Linked DNA regions of Homo sapiens: regions 1 and 3 are each linked to region 2. The links are chromatin loops, found by intact Hi-C in ENCODE. Cell type or tissue: natural killer cell. All regions are shown on one strand.

The links. A loop is a pair of places that touch in the nucleus more often than their neighbours do. Peaks named below come from ENCODE experiments on the same cell type or tissue, not always from the same donor. Only the 100,000 strongest peaks of a DNase experiment are listed, where the experiment ranks them.
Region 1: a loop joins it to region 2, with 5 times the contacts of the local background. A loop is called at or near these places in 1 of 110 quality-filtered maps.
Region 3: it touches region 2 in a loop (5-fold over the local background); 1 of 110 quality-filtered maps calls a loop at or near these places.

What each region holds. Positions count from the first base shown.
Region 1 is chr14:72,449,114-72,454,113 of GRCh38, reverse strand. The region is part of intron 3 of RGS6 (regulator of G protein signaling 6); the gene reads right to left. Among named protein-coding and RNA genes, the nearest start is that of MIR7843, 65 kb to the left of the region's middle. RefSeq lists an enhancer at 2,529-3,306. In natural killer cell, no CTCF peak of the experiment used is centred here; a DNase peak (open chromatin) is centred at 2,503; H3K4me3 peaks cover 273 bases; H3K27ac peaks cover 2,648 bases.
Region 2 is chr14:72,591,970-72,596,969 of GRCh38, reverse strand. It overlaps a transcript of RGS6 not described here. Among named protein-coding and RNA genes, the nearest start is that of MIR7843, 78 kb to the right of the region's middle. In natural killer cell, no CTCF peak of the experiment used is centred here; a DNase peak (open chromatin) is centred at 2,349; H3K27me3 peaks cover 3,253 bases.
Region 3 is chr14:72,714,302-72,719,301 of GRCh38, reverse strand. DPF3 (double PHD fingers 3) reads left to right here. Exons shown (of 11, transcript NM_001280542.3): 6 at 4,801-4,879. Among named protein-coding and RNA genes, the nearest start is that of DPF3, 180 kb to the left of the region's middle. In natural killer cell, no CTCF peak of the experiment used is centred here; no DNase peak of the experiment used is centred here; H3K27ac peaks cover 784 bases.

The DNA of each region.
Region 1 (5,000 bases), 140 kb after region 2:
TCCGGCACAGGCCTATCCTGAATGAATGTGTCCCTGCATTTGTGGCAGAAACGTCTATGTATTCACCAAGACCTCTTTCCTCTCCTCACTGTGCCATAGCTAGATTACATTTCCAGCCTCCCCTGCACTTAGATATGGACTGAGTTCTGCCAATAGAATATGGGTAGAAATGGCATATGCCACTTCCAGACCTGGACCATAAAAACTCCTACATGGCTCTCCTTAGCTCTGCCCCTTTCAATCCCATCTACTGGCTGGATGTGGGGGACTCCAAAGACCTGGGGGAATGCAGAGCCACAATAGGCAGGGAGCCACGGTTCCAACCATGGACATTACGCCCATGTGGGGCTCTGACTTGATTGAGGACTGAAAGGACTGAACTTTGTTGTGTTAAGCCCCTGAAATTTGGGACTTAGCTGTTTTGGTATCTAGTATTACCTTAACGAATATAAATCTTAAGAGTCTGAAGGAACTTTTTTTTTTTTTTTTTTTTTTTTTGAGACGGAGTCTCGCTCTGTCGCCCAGGCTGGAGTGCAGTGGCGGGATCTCGGCTCACTGCAAGCTCTGCCTCCCGGGTTCACGCCATTCTCCTGCCTCAGCCTCCCAAGTAGCTGGGACTACAGGCGCCTGCCACTACGCCCGGCTAATTTTTTTGTATTTTTAGTAGAGACGGGGTTTCACCGTTTTAGCCGGGATGGTCTCGATCTCCTGACCTCGTGATCCGCCCGCCTCGGCCTCCCAAAGTGCTGGGATTACAGGCATGAGCCACCGCGCCCGGCCCTGAAGGAACTTTTAAAGCTTGTCTACTCCAACCCCAGCCAATACATGTCCCATTCACAACACCCTGGACAAGAGGTGCTGTAACCTGTGTTTAGAATCCCTAGTACCTGGAAACTCACAAACTCCCCCCTACCCAGCCTGACCCAGTTAAATCAGCCTTGATTTATCTGAACAGAAACTTGCCCCTCTCTGACTTCCTCCCTTTGGCCTCAGTTTTGCCATTTGATGATAGAAAAACAAACCCCAACCTAACCACTCTGTGCGACAGCCCTTCAGCTATTCAGACAGTCCTGCGGCATACCAGCGACGTCCTCCCTCCAAGTGCAACAGGCCTGGGTCCCTCAGCTGCTTCCTTGCAGGGTGTGGCCTGGAGTTCCTCACCATATGTTCCCAATCCTCTGAATAAGTTCCCTTCTGTCTGCCTCTCTTTGAAAATGTGACCCGCAAACAATGTTCTGAGAGCAGCACTGTGTACATGGCAGTAGAGGAGTTCAGTTTTCTGGAAGGTTCTGAATTTCTGGTCAATCTACCTTTGCCACCCAAAGATCTCACTTTAAACCAGTGCAGACCATTGAAGGTGTGGCTTTGTCACCTCTAAATTGTTTGATGGAACACAGCCTGCAAGGGGAGACATTTTAGATATCAGAGTCCTACCGTGGGTCTGAGGCTTTGGTGAGAGGGAGGGGATGTGCCAAGAACTCTCCTGGGCTGGATTCCTGGCTGAAGGCCTGGGGATCCAGCAGAGGGGCTTCATGAGGATTGCCCTCTTCCCAGAAATCAGTTTTCTTAGATATGTGACTGGTGGCCAGAAGTGGGACTGGTACAGGACAGAAAGCCTAGACATTTTGTTTCTCTCTGGGTCCATGGCAGGTGAAGTAACCCTGCACAGTGGGACCCCCAGGGCCATCCTCATCCTCCTGTGTGCCCCAGTTCTGCCGACACAGCCTTGCAATTTTGCAGTTTCCCCGCGCCAACCTCAAAGGCAGCACTTCTAGGCTTCTCCTCACTCTTGCTACTCCTGGACAGCATCTGTGAGTCAAACTTTAGATCAAAAACACTCGTATTCATTCGTATTCTTGGAGAGAGAGAGAGAGAGAGAGAGAGAGAGAATGAATATGTGTGTGTGTACATGTGCCTGTGTGTCCCTTTCCTCCAAGTTATACAAGTTCAACATTTGTCCCAGGAAATGAAGAACAAAGCAGAAATCAAATAAGAACTGTAGTCCCAAGCTGGGGGTGGGAGAGATACTCTAATCTGTTTTTTCCTCAAAAGAAAAATAGTTCTGGCCAGGCGCAGTGGCTCATGCCTATAATCCCAACACTTTTGGAGACCGAGGAGGGTGGATCACGAGGTCAGGAGTTTGAGACCATCCTGGCCAACATGGTGAAACCCCGTCTCTATTAAAATACAAAACATTAGCCAGGCGTGGTGCCACATGCCTGAGTCCCAGCTACTCGGGAGGCTCAGGCAGGGGAATTGCTTGAACACGGGAGGTGGAGGTTGCAGTGAGCCGAGATCGCGCCACTACACTCCAGCCTGGCCACAGAGTGAGACGCTGTCTCAAAAAAGAAAAAAAAAATAGTTCTTTTCTGTGGGTTGCCTAGAAACTGTGAGGTTTCCTGCATTAGCTGAGTTCTCCCCCAGGCCTGCGGATTATCTTTCTGCTGAGCTTGCTGAACCATTATTTATCACCTGCCAAGATTGATTACTCACCCTGGGACAATGACAGCCCTTCCTTTCCCCTGTTAATTACTGTCATCATTAATATCCATGTCACTAATTAGTATTCATTCACATTGAAACTCCTTCCTTGCTATCATATCCGCTCCCCCCAACCACCCCAACCCCCGGCTCAGCACCGTTGTCTGGGTTTCCACCCGCTTTTGGCTTCCTGTGCTCAGCCTTTGGCCTAATTGTTCTCCCCAGTCCACCAGGCCGTGGTTTGCATTTACAGAGCTAAAGAATCACATTTAAGCACTTTTGTTTCTAAAGAAGGGAAAATCACAAAAACCCATTTCCTTTTTTCCCTAGCCCCATGGAGACCACAGAGTGGAGTTTCTTTTCCCTGGTTCAGCCACCATGACAGCTGCTGTCTCATCTGGAGACTGATGCAACAGTCCTCAGGTCCAGGCAAGGGCTGAGCGGCTGCCCCTGGCTGCCTGGGACACTGCACTCAATCTGCAGTGGCATCTACTCCGCCACCATCCCTTCCATGCCATGGCAATGCTTGGTAGACTCCATTTCAGCACAAGCAACAACACCTAGAGACAGGGGGACGTGCTCACTCTCACAGGCATTGGGTATTCCAGGCTTCCTTGGACCAACCCAGGAGTGGCCAAGCCTCCAGCCCGTGGCAGGGAGTAAATCATTGTGTGTGCAGCCCCAGGAACAAGTCAGAAAGGGAAATCTGTCATAATATCGCGTCCTTTAAAACATTTACAGTGATTACGCTGTAGCATCTGACAAGAGTAGTCCAAACATCCAAATCACCAGCAGGAGAAAGCATTTCCATTCTTTTTTCACTTTCCTTTCTTGCCTCTTTCCTTCCTTCCTGCTAACCCACGATCACCCTTTCCTTCCTGTTCTAAAGAGAATTTGAAGCGGATTCCTTTTCTGTTCTATCTAAGATTAATTGTTGCCTTGTTACCACGACTGGTTTCTGGATCTTATCTTAGTCAAGCTGCTTTGCCAAGGACTTAAAGTTAATAAAACAACATAACAAATGCTATGTTGAAACAACATAACAAATGCAGGATGGCCACCCTTTGTTCCCACAGATCCTAAAACACTGTCTGAAAGCATTCTTTTTGAGGCTGATTTATCAATATATATTCCAGGGATATCCAGGATATACACCAGACGGCACCCAAAACACCTCTCCATTGCATGCGTGTTTTATTAGTATATTTAAGGATATATTTATGATATGCAGTTATGGGTTATGTTTCTGTATGTGTTATATGTATTTCAATTATGTCTTTTATATCTAAAATCATGTTTATTAGATGACTGGGAACAAACCAAAGGCCTCTAATAGAGGACTGAATAAATAAATTATGGCTCATTCATGCAATAAATATTTATTAAACATCTACAGTGGAAAAGCATCTTGAGAACAGGGTTACTGTAAAATATTTATGTTCTATTAATTATATATGTATAGATATATATAAATATGGAGAGGAAAAATTCTGGATATATATTTAAATTGTTAACTTTAGGTTATTTTGGGGAGCGGGAGGCATCAAATAATGGGAAATTTCTATTCTTTACATTTCTGTATTATTTGAAGTTCATAGAACATTCATATAATACTTTTACACTAGAAAAATAAGTTTTTATTTTAAAAAGCACAGAGAGAAGAAAGAGCTGGCCTCTGAGGCCAAAGTGGAGATGGTATGGGTAACTTTGGACGGCCTCTGGCTATCCTCAAGCCCTGGCCATTTCCTGCTCTCTGGGGAAAGGGCCAGGAGACTCAAAGCTCTCTTTTTCCTGAGGGGTAAACAGTGGGAGGCTCAATCCCGAGGCTCAATAGTGTGCCTCCAGTTGGCCACTCTCTGGCCATCTGCCACTCCTGGAGCCTCAGAGCGACCCTTTATAGACTCTGACAGGGCTGTCCACCCAGAGTCCGGCCTAAGGGTGCCAACCTGCACCTCTCCTCTGTGTTTGTTAGCTTGTTTACTTGGTGGGAGTAAGACGCAGTGATCTTTTCCTGGTGCCTTTCCATGCTGAATTAACGCTGTTGAGTAAGCTGTAAGGGGTTTCTGTTTCTGGTTTCAGGCAGACACTCATAAAATTCAGGGCTTTGTCTTCAGGTGTTTTAAGCTCCTCCAAAATTGTAGAATTTGACAGGGATAGCTTCCTCCCATTAACGCATCAGAACCGCAGGAGATCCTAGTATAAAACACTCCCCTGATTCTTCCCAAAGCATTCTATCAATCTGAGCCCAGATCAGATTATGCAAAGTTGATAAAAAGACTGGTTCCCATCACCTGCAAAATTCCAGTAACTTGAAACCTGGTGGATTATACAGTACATCATAGTACTGATAAATGAAGCAATTCATAAACTAATTATCAATCTTGACTGTTGGGGAAAGACACTTTCTTTTGAGTAAAATGTTTCTGGAGCCGTATGAATGATCAGATGGTTCCTGCCATGAGTGAACTCACCATACTCTTCAGTCAAGGTTATGACTTGATCCATTGGATTTTCACATT
Region 2 (5,000 bases):
ACCGTGCCTGGCCTCTGTCTCTTGAGATGGGTTTCATTATTCTACCCGTTTTACAGATAAGGAACCTGAGGACTGGTGAGGTTAAGTAACTTGTCTCAGTTCATACAGCTAATACCAGGCAGAGCTGGGAATCTCACCTGAGCCTCTCTGAGCATCCTGTTTATCCTCTGTAAAATAATAACTTCTGTTTAACAGGACTCTCATGAAGCTGAAGATGTAAGATACGATGAGTGCTTATCAGAGTGTTTGGCATGTAGTAACCACTTAGTTATGATGAAGTGGCTCTTTGACCTGTGCCTGAAACCCTCTAAGAATTAGGGATTAAGTATCTTCAAAGGCAGTCAATTCTTCCTCTGGGCAGCTCTATTAACAAGTTCTTCATTTCCTGAACTTTTTTTGCTCGACTGAAATTGGGCTTTCAGTACCTCCTGTCTGCTGGCCCTAACTCTACCAATTAGGGGCTGTAGTCATGGCCCCTCAAAAATGTTCATGTCCTAATCCTCAGAACGTGTGATGTTTCATGATGAGGGGGAAATTAAGGTTGCAGGTGGAACTAAGGTTGCTAAATCAGCTGACTTTAAGATAGGAAGATTAACCTGGATTATACAGGTGGGTCCAACATAATCACAAGGGCTCCTAAATGATGGAAGAAGGAGGCAGAAGAGTCAGTATCAGGGTAATGGGATGTGAGAAAGATCTGACTTTGGAGATGGAAGGGAGTGACAAGCCAAGAAATGTGGGCAGCTTCTAGAAAATGGAAAAGGCAAGAAAGTGGATTTTCCCTAGAGCCTGAAAGGAATGCAGCCCTCCTGATACCTTGACTTTAGGGGCTTCGGAACCTCAGAACCGAAAGATAATAAATTTGTGTTGTTTTAAGCCACTACATTTGTTGCTGCAGCAATAGAAAAATGACTACAGGGTTATTCTAAGCAAATCAGAACACTGGTATTCTGTTCCCCTGAGTGTCTTCTTAGGCTATACAACCCTGGTTCCTTCAAGTGCTCCTCACATGAATGTTTTAAAGAGCTCAAGCCCTATCAGAATCAGGAGTTTGGCAATGAGTGGGGGCACCTGTGGCTTTCCGTGGAGGTACGTGATTTAAGCAGCGCGAATGGGCGGAGTCTAGACCATAGGGGTTTGCAACCGTATGATGGTGGTGTGGAAAAGGGTAAATGTAAGTATAATTTATCACTTCTCAGGCTCTCTCAACACCATGCTAAATACCAGAGTAACCTTTAAAGAAGGCAGAGGCCATCAATTAAATAAACAGATCCTTGGTGAAGAGTAGAAGTGTAAACACAGGCACCATCTCATGATTTACTGATGGTGAATCAGCCTTATTCACTTGGTGGGCTGTTCTCTGTTCACCCTAAAGAAAAGGGAGGAAATCCATCACAACACCATGAGGACCTTCATAAAACCTGCTAAGCACCAACATAGATTACAGAAAAAGGTTTGGCATTGTATTCCTGGGGCTAAGCTTTTTGTTTGTTTGTTTGTTTAAACTAAGAGGTTGCAGGAATTTGCTGGGAATGATTTAGTCAGTGCCTTTGGAGAGGCAGGGTGTGGATGAGATGATCTTTGGACAGTTCATCTTACCTTTGAGTTCCAGGATACAAAGATTCACGTTCATGATTAAACCACACATACGGGTTGCTTAATATAGATAGAAAAATACACTGAACCGGTGTATTTAGTTCCAGTGACCTGAGGATGCATATGACACATTCAGCAAAATCGGGCTAGGGATTAATATTGCTAAGGTCAGGGTGGTCATTTTGGGCACACAGCGGGTAATCTTTCATAAGGGTTTACCACTCTTCCGTATCTTAGTTCATCTATAATGAACTGGCAGAGAGAGATGGTTATTAGAAAATAAAATGCACTTAGAGTCCCCCATGAATCATTTATGGGAGACACCATGCTTAGCAAAGACTATGAAAATATGGCTGTTAAGGGCAACTCAGGCACTATTTCTGGATGACTTTCAAGCATGACCACTAGCTACAGGACTGGGCCTGGACACATTAGAAGAATTTAGGCCTTCAGGATGAAAAGGAAAATGTGTGGGCAGAGACTGAGTCCAAGGCAGTGGCCTTCACAAGTCACCCTGTGATGGTGTCCATACTGCGAGGCATCCCTCACCCGAGAAAGCAACTTTTTCTGCACGGGATGACTCTGGTTACATTTGCTTGTTCCCGCCATGAATAAAAGGAAGAGAGGTCAGCTGAAGAGGCAATTAATTCAACACAACTGAGGTTTGGCAATTAACTTTTAAATATGCAAGCAGTTGAGGAGAGCGAGGAAGTGGTTTTCTCTTCGCACAGCCAGTGAAAGATGGTGCGATGTTATCAAGGCTTTCGGGTAACCAGCAAAAAGTTTTTCAGTTACCACTCTGCCCACAGTCAGAGTATGAGTGGTGATAGCCTAATGATAGGGGTGCAGGAGCCCAAAGAAGGAGAGAATTGGTGCTCTCTAGGTTAAATATAAATAGAACTTGTTAAGATCTTTCTAGAAGGCTGGGGGAAGCAATCAGCTAGCTAAAGATTTGTGCAGGAGTTTGCCCCAGGGAACACTTTAACCTAGGCTTTTTATTTCCTTTGCAGTCTACGACTAAAGGAAAATGGACGAGCTTCCCCACAGGTGAGTTCGAGTTCTATGAGGCCGCCTGCTGGGAACTGGGAGAGGTCCTGTGGTGGAGGAGGCAGTGGAAGGCGAGCGTGGGGCAGGAGGGCTCTGCTTTGAATCTTTGCTCCACTATGTTTGAGTTGTTGGACCCTGGAGAAGCCCTTTACCTGCTCTGGGCTCCTCTGTAAAGTAAGGGTCAAAAATACTTACCTCATAAAAGACTTGCCTATTATGAAGATTAAAAGACGTTTCATAAGCCCACACTATCTTTTGGGGCTTGCGGGGAGATAGAAATGACTGTCCTGGGAGTTAAGAGATCTTGGTTCTGGTCCCACTGCCACCACCAACCCATTGTGAGGCTTTAGGAAAATCGCCCCCACCCCCCCACCCCTCTGATGACCCTCAGTTTCCCCTCACAGGATGAGGGGGTGCACCAAATGAACTACACTTTGCTGTTGAAAAGTATCACCTGGGCGGTTCAGCTTCCTGAACATGTCAGCTTCTGGACATTCTAAGAAGAGGTGGGGTGGCCCAATAATTTTTTGTTTTTTTAAAGAAATCACTGGAGATGTTTGGGAAACACTAGATTGGATTTCTGTCTTCTAGATATAGCAGATCATAAGAGTTATACAGTGGATATAAAAACACAGACTTCTGTTGGGCACGGTGGCTCACGGCTGTAATCCCAGCGCTTTGGGAGGCTGAGGCGGACAGATCACTTGAGGACAGGAGTTCAAGACCAGCCTGGCCAATATGGTGAAACTCCATCTCTGCTAAAAATACAGAAAAATTAGCTGGGCATCGTGGCATGTGCCTGTAACCTCAGCTACTCAGGAGGCTGAGGCAGGAGAATTGCTTGAACCTGGAGGCAGAGGTTGCAGTGAGCCGAGATCGCACTGCTGTACTCCAGCCTGGGCAACAGAGCAAGACTCCATCTCAAAAAAACAAAACAAAAAACAAAAAAACATAGACGACCAGAATCTTTAGCAATGAGGCATAGAAAGCTGCATTTCTTGCTATCGTATGATCAGGTTTGTTTGGCAAACATCAGTCTAAATAATCTTAGAGTCAAAGTTATGAATAGTTCTGCTCAGAGCGGATGTTCAGCTAAGATGCACAGATCTGAAGCCTTACTTGAATGGCAGCATGGAAAGATGGCCTCTGGGCAACTGATATTCTTTCTTGGGCATGGTTGTGGGTCCTTAGGAGTCCTTCCTTCTGTCCTCTCCTGCAGCTTCCTTGTCAAGGATGGCCACTCCTCCAGCATGCCCACAACTCCTAGGAATTGGAAATCATCTCAGCTTTTCTTTGCTGAGGATTGCTCACCCCTCGAAGTGGCCCCTCTTGGACAGGGCCCACTGTGACCACATCTGCCCTCCCTGTACCATTGGCTTACAACTGGTCCAAGGGACACTCTCAGGCATCCCTGCCCAGCCACATTCTGAGAGTTTGTAGGTCAGCCACATTCTGAGAGTCTGCAGTCCTAAGGCTGCAGAAACATCTTTCTTCCACAGTGGGAGCAGCCAGGCAACTTATCTCTCCCTGCCAGTCCACTGTGTCCATCCATCATAGCAGACATGTACCAGGCTTTCTGAGTGTCTCCTTGAAGTCCCTTTCACAAGATTTGAGATGAGGGACAGGTACCTCTCTCTCTCCCTCTTGGAAAGGGTGAGGCCCACAGCACATCAATAATTTTTTTCCAAATAAATTTTCTTCACAAATCTTCTCCCTTAATCTTGAAAAGCCAGACCATTTTATACCCTCAATGTAGGTGTGGGTGAGAAGCTTGAGTTCTGTAATAAGTTTTTAGCTCTTTCCTTGAAAATATGCATCATCTGGCACATTGGAATGTCATGTCTATTGTGTCATGGTTTCTCAGGCAAACCTTCAGCTTAACACCTTGTTACACTTCCTTTGGTCTTAATGGAATTGCAGGTGGAGATAGGAACAGCCATGGAATGTTCTAATGCTTGAAATACAGACCATAGCATGCACCCATGTGCATGCCATGTATTTCTTGTTGAGAGTTTCTTGGGAACCAGTGAATTTGGCTGGACCATCAGAAAATTTTGTGACTTCTCCCTCTGCCTGTTGTCCAAATGGTGGAGAGATGGACCCTTGTGGCCAGAGAACACACTGGTGATTTCTCAGACTTCCCTTAGCATTTTCAGAGGATCTCAGGGTGCTCTTTCCCTTTCTCCTCCTTATTGGCTTCTTTGTTCCCATGGAATCACTGATGAAGCCCAGCCCTCCTGGAGTTAAGTGTGGTCAAATGGTAAAAAATCCCAGGTGTTTGTTGCTATTCATCTTTGTCTTGGACATTTTGGATGACTCTCCCCTCCTGGGACTAGAGACAAACTGAACTGACTTTC
Region 3 (5,000 bases), 120 kb before region 2:
GGTTTGAGCCCAGGAGTTTGAGACCAGCCTGCGGGCAACATGGTGAGAACTCATCTCTGAAAAAATTAGCCAGGCAGAGCGGTGTGCACCTCTGGTTACAGCTACTTGGGAGGCTGAGGTGGGAGGATCACTGGAGCCTGAGTGGTTAAGGCTTCATTGAGCTGTGATTGTGCTACTGCACTCCAGCCCTAGTGACAGAGTGAGACCCCATCTCAAAAAAAAAAAAAAAAAAGGCCTGGCACGGTGGCTCACACCTGTAATCCCAGCACTTTGGGAGGCCAAGGCGGGTGGATCACGAGGTCAGGAGATTGAGACCATCCTGGCTAACAGTGTGAAACCCCGTCTCTACTAAAAATATGAAAAATTAGCTGGGCATGCCGGCATGCACCTGTAATCCCAGCTACTCAGGGGGCTGAGGCGGAGAATCACTTGAACCCGGGAGGCGGAGGCGGAGGTTGCAGTGAGCCGAGATTGAGCCACTGCACTCCAGCCTGCATGACAGAGTGACTCCGTCTCAAAAAAAAAAAAAATAGCAAGGGTGTAGAGCAGTGGTTCTCAATTTTTTTGATCTCAGGAATTCCTTACACTGAGAGCCCCCAAAGGCTGTTATTCAGGTTATAACCAGTAATATTCATACCACTAATGATATTTGCCATTTTAGAAATTAAAAAGGTTGTCTCTCTGAACCTATTGTGGTTTAAGAGGTAGCCCAGTAAAAAAGATTTACAAGAAAAATAAAACAAATTTTAAACTAGAGAATACACACACAGTGACAGCATCGTCACGTGTCATGTCGCCTCTGGAAGACTCCACTGGATGCCTGTGAGAGCGTGAGAGTGAACAAGGCAGATCACGTTTTAGGACTCCTATGAAAATAGTTCAGACACTGCAGAGTCCCTGAAAGGACACTCAGGGATCCCCCAGGATTCCTGGGCCACACTGTTTGAGAACAACTGGTATAGAAGATCTAGCTCTCTGCTTGGGACCGAGTCTGTCCTAGTCAAGGGTCTTTCAGCTTCAATAAAAATGGGAAGGATTTGAAAAGCTGCCAGGCCACTGCCCCAAATTTGAGCAACCTTTGAAGATCCAAACCACAGGAAGAGCAGGAACATGGCAGGGACTTAGCATTGGGAAACAGGAACCCAGGTGGTTTCTGGCCTCTACTTCTCCCTCCTTCATTCTTCCTGCTTCCATGTGTACATGGCCCCATAAGGCTCCTGAATGTATGGGCCCTCAGTTCAAGTGGCCTATACTAGCTAGGGTCACTGTTTTCTAATTCCAAACCCCTTGGAGGTAGGATCTGATTGGCCCAGCTTGAATCAGGTGACTACTCCCGAGCCAGCCAATCAACTGTGGCCAGTGGGACAGGGCCATGTGGTACACTCATGGCTGCCATGGCCCAGCAGTGTGGGAATACTGGTAGAGAGGAATGAAGTAGGGTGGGCAGTTCTTGGGGAAGAAGGATTGGCTTCCTTTGGCTGGTCACCTTCAAAGCTTTCTATAACAGAGCCTGGAGACCTAGGTCCTGCTCCTTCTGCTGGCCCTGGGACTGTGGACAGGTGAGAACCTGCTTCATCAAGGGCCAGCTAGGAATCATAACACTGCTTGGTCTAACTCATAGGGTTATTGTAGGAATTAACTGAGTTACTATATGCAAAAGAGCTTTGCACGCTATGTGCTAAGTGTTAGGGGGTCATAATAAAGTATAGAATGCCATTTTTGCCCTCAAGGACCTTCGAATCAAACTGGGAAGAAGATGCTAATACCCATGATACCATTAGAAACAGCAGGCACCTGACTGTGCACTAACCAAAGGCAACAGGAGTTCAGAGGAGAGAGATCAGCCTAGGCAAGGAGGGGGGAAATGATGTGTTGAGTGCTTCCTGTGGACTTAGTGCTGTCCCCTGTGGTTTCACACACTCTCAGCTCAAACTCTCTCAACAGCTCTGCTATATAGGTGTTGGTGTGCTCATTTTACAGTTGAGAAAACTAAAAGTTAGAGAAGTAACTTGCCCAAGACACATAGCTGGTGTTTCAACCTGTGTCTATCTGACTTTAAGCGGATGCTCTTTTCACTCCTTAGTGTGGCAAGAGGAAGATTCTTGGAGGAGTGGAGGTTAGCAAGGGCAAAGCCTGGATCAGATGTGCATGGGCAGAGGAGAGCACAATCATGGGGTGAACCCGAGGGGATCAGCACTAGGTTGCCACTGGCTGTGTAAGTGGGTTGTAGATGGCAATGAATGAATGAACGTGTGAATGCGTGAACCTATGACCATGGGCTCCTGTCTTTCATCCCTTTGTCTAATGGTCTGAAAGTCCCTTGGGATGGACTAGGGGGGCAGTGTGGAGGTAGATCCCCCGTTAGGGTGGACTAGGGGGGCAATGTGGAGGTAGATCCCCCTTAGTGGGTTCTTTGAACAGCTCAGGGGTCAGTCGATGAGCTCCTGGATTAGGGTGTGCAATGGAAAGGAAATGCAAAGCCTAGATGGCCTTTGGAGGAAGAAGCAATAACATTTGGATACAGAGAATGAAGGAGAAGAACCAGAGATGACTGACTCGCTGCCTGCCTGATTGATTCATCCATTTGGCGAATGTTTATTAAGTGCTTCTTATGTGGCTGGCCCTGTGCCAGGTTCTGAGACTAGTGGGGGCCAAAATAAACATGGTCTCCACCATGTTTGTCTCTCCATGTAGGGGAGACAAAATCAACTTGTAAACCAACACAGGTATAATCTAATGCCAGACAGCGCTCAGTGCCATGATGAAATGGGAGGGGAAAGAAAACAATGGAGAGGGTGTGAGTGGATGTAAGTTGGTCAGGGAGGGCTTCTCTGAGGAGGTGACATTTGAGAAGGCCAAGTAGGATTCTGAGTTTCCAAACCTGAGATCTTCTAAGAGACCCTAAGAGTGCTGCTGCCTCAGGAAGAGTCCCTTGCATGTCCCCTGAAGTGCCCTATAGACACGATCCCCATTTTGCAATTGAGGAAACTGAGGCAAAGCGAGTGTGGCACAGAGTCACTCTGCTGGTCAGCCCTGCTGTAGGAGATGAAAACCTGGCTCCCACAGCACCCTCCCTTTCCTGCTGGCAGCTCCCCCAGAAGCCCTCGTACATCCAGTTCTGCTCGACTCCTCCCCTTCCCCATGGAGGTATTTTTAGTCTCCCAGAGCCCCTTCCCCAGTCTGCTGTTGCCTCGTCATTCTGCTTGACTTGCTTTCACCTGCTCAGAGGCGGCTGTGACAGGGCTGCAGGCTACATGTCAAGCTGTCCCTGGCTTCACAGAGGGGTGTGGAGGGGGAGGGCAGCTGAGGGTGACCACCCTCGGCAGTGCGGGCAGGCAGGAGGCCTGTCAGTGCCCGGGGTGACTGCCAGCACCTACAGATCCTTCTTGGGGTCAACTCTGAGTAATGAGGGCGAGGGGAGGAGGGCTGCTGGCTGTCAGCGCTGCAGGGGTGGGGTGGGGAGGGAGACTGGTGGGAGGGAGGGAGGAAGTGGAATTTGTTTTGGAGAGAGACAAGCTGAGGAGGTGGCAGAGGTGGTAGCTTGGCAGGTGGTGTTGATTGGGAAGTGGGTGTGTTTTCTGAGTGGGTGTGTTGCAGGCCTAGGGTACAGGCCTTTCCACTGTGAAGTCCCCGGTGAGTGTGTACATGGAGTGTGTGTGTGCACAGAGTGTGAGTGTGTGTGTGAGAGTATCCAAGGCCTTTCCACCATCAAGTCCCCATGGCCACTTTTCCAAGCCAGGCCCCAGGGGCTGCCCCATTTCCCCTGCACCCCAGGCTGCTGCCAGGTCTTATTCCTCACCTGCTGCCCCTTCCTCTCTGTCCCCAAAGACCCCGACAGGCCCTTTCCTTGGTTGGGAGTTGACTGCTACTCATTACCAAAGAATGACCTGGAGAGGCGAGGGTGCTATACACGTGACCAGTGTGGGACTTACAAAGGTTTAAAAATAAACCTCGCTGTGTTCTTGTCACCACCGCCCTGGGGCTGCAGAGCTGCCAGCAACCTCTCTGACTGGGCTCTTTGATTCTTGAAGGTAGAGCTCATTCCACCGCCACCCTGGGAGATTCACACAGGGTGGTGGTATCAGAAGTCCAGCCCAGGAGACCATGGGGGTCAAGGTCTTCGTCACTGGCTGAAGGCCCAAGGCAGACCACACAGGGAGGCCTTAGCCAAAGCCCACCCCTACTGAGTAGGCCAAGCATGGGCTGGTGGCGGGAGCTCCCCTGTAGCTACACTCGTGCACTGGGCCTGGATGTCAGGACTGTCTGGCTCTTGCGACACTGCGGGGATGGACACAGAAGCCTAGCCTTGCCCCCGTCAGGCCTTGCTCCTGATACGTGCATCAGCTGGTCTGCTGAGGGGCCTGGGGTTGTCAACCTCAGCTGTGTCAGTGAAGCTAGGAGGCTAAGGAGCAGGAGGAAGCGGCCTCAGTGGCACGGTAGTGTGTGGGAATTTGGTAGAGGAGGGCTTTTCAGTACAGCTGCCCTGAGTAGCCGAACGACCTTGGGCAAGCTACTTAACCTCTCTATGGCTTCAGTCCTTTGGTTTGTAAAATGGGGACCCTAGTAGAAACCACCTCTTGGAGTTGTGAACATTTAATGAGGTGATACAGGTGAGCAACTGAGTGATTTGGGGGCATGTCTCCTGACCTCTCTGGGCCTCAGTTTCCTCCCCTGTAAGATGGGACTGGTGTTGGCACAAAAGTTGGGATGAAGACGGTGTAAGGAGCTCGCAGAGCGCATGCTCCGGAGCTGTAGTGATGACCATGGTAACAAGCATCCTGTACCCCAATGTCTCCCCAGGCTCGCGGCTCTGCAGGGGGCAGGAGGAGGCACGACGCCGCCTCTCAGGAAGACCACGACAAACCTTACGTCTGTGACAGTAAGTATGGGCCGGTCCCACCTTCCTTCCTCCCTGTGCGCCTGCCCCCAGGGCCCCTCTTCCCTGTGCTTCCTTGGCCATCCGCCTGCCAACCTCAGTGTGTGCTCTCCTCTTCCTCTGT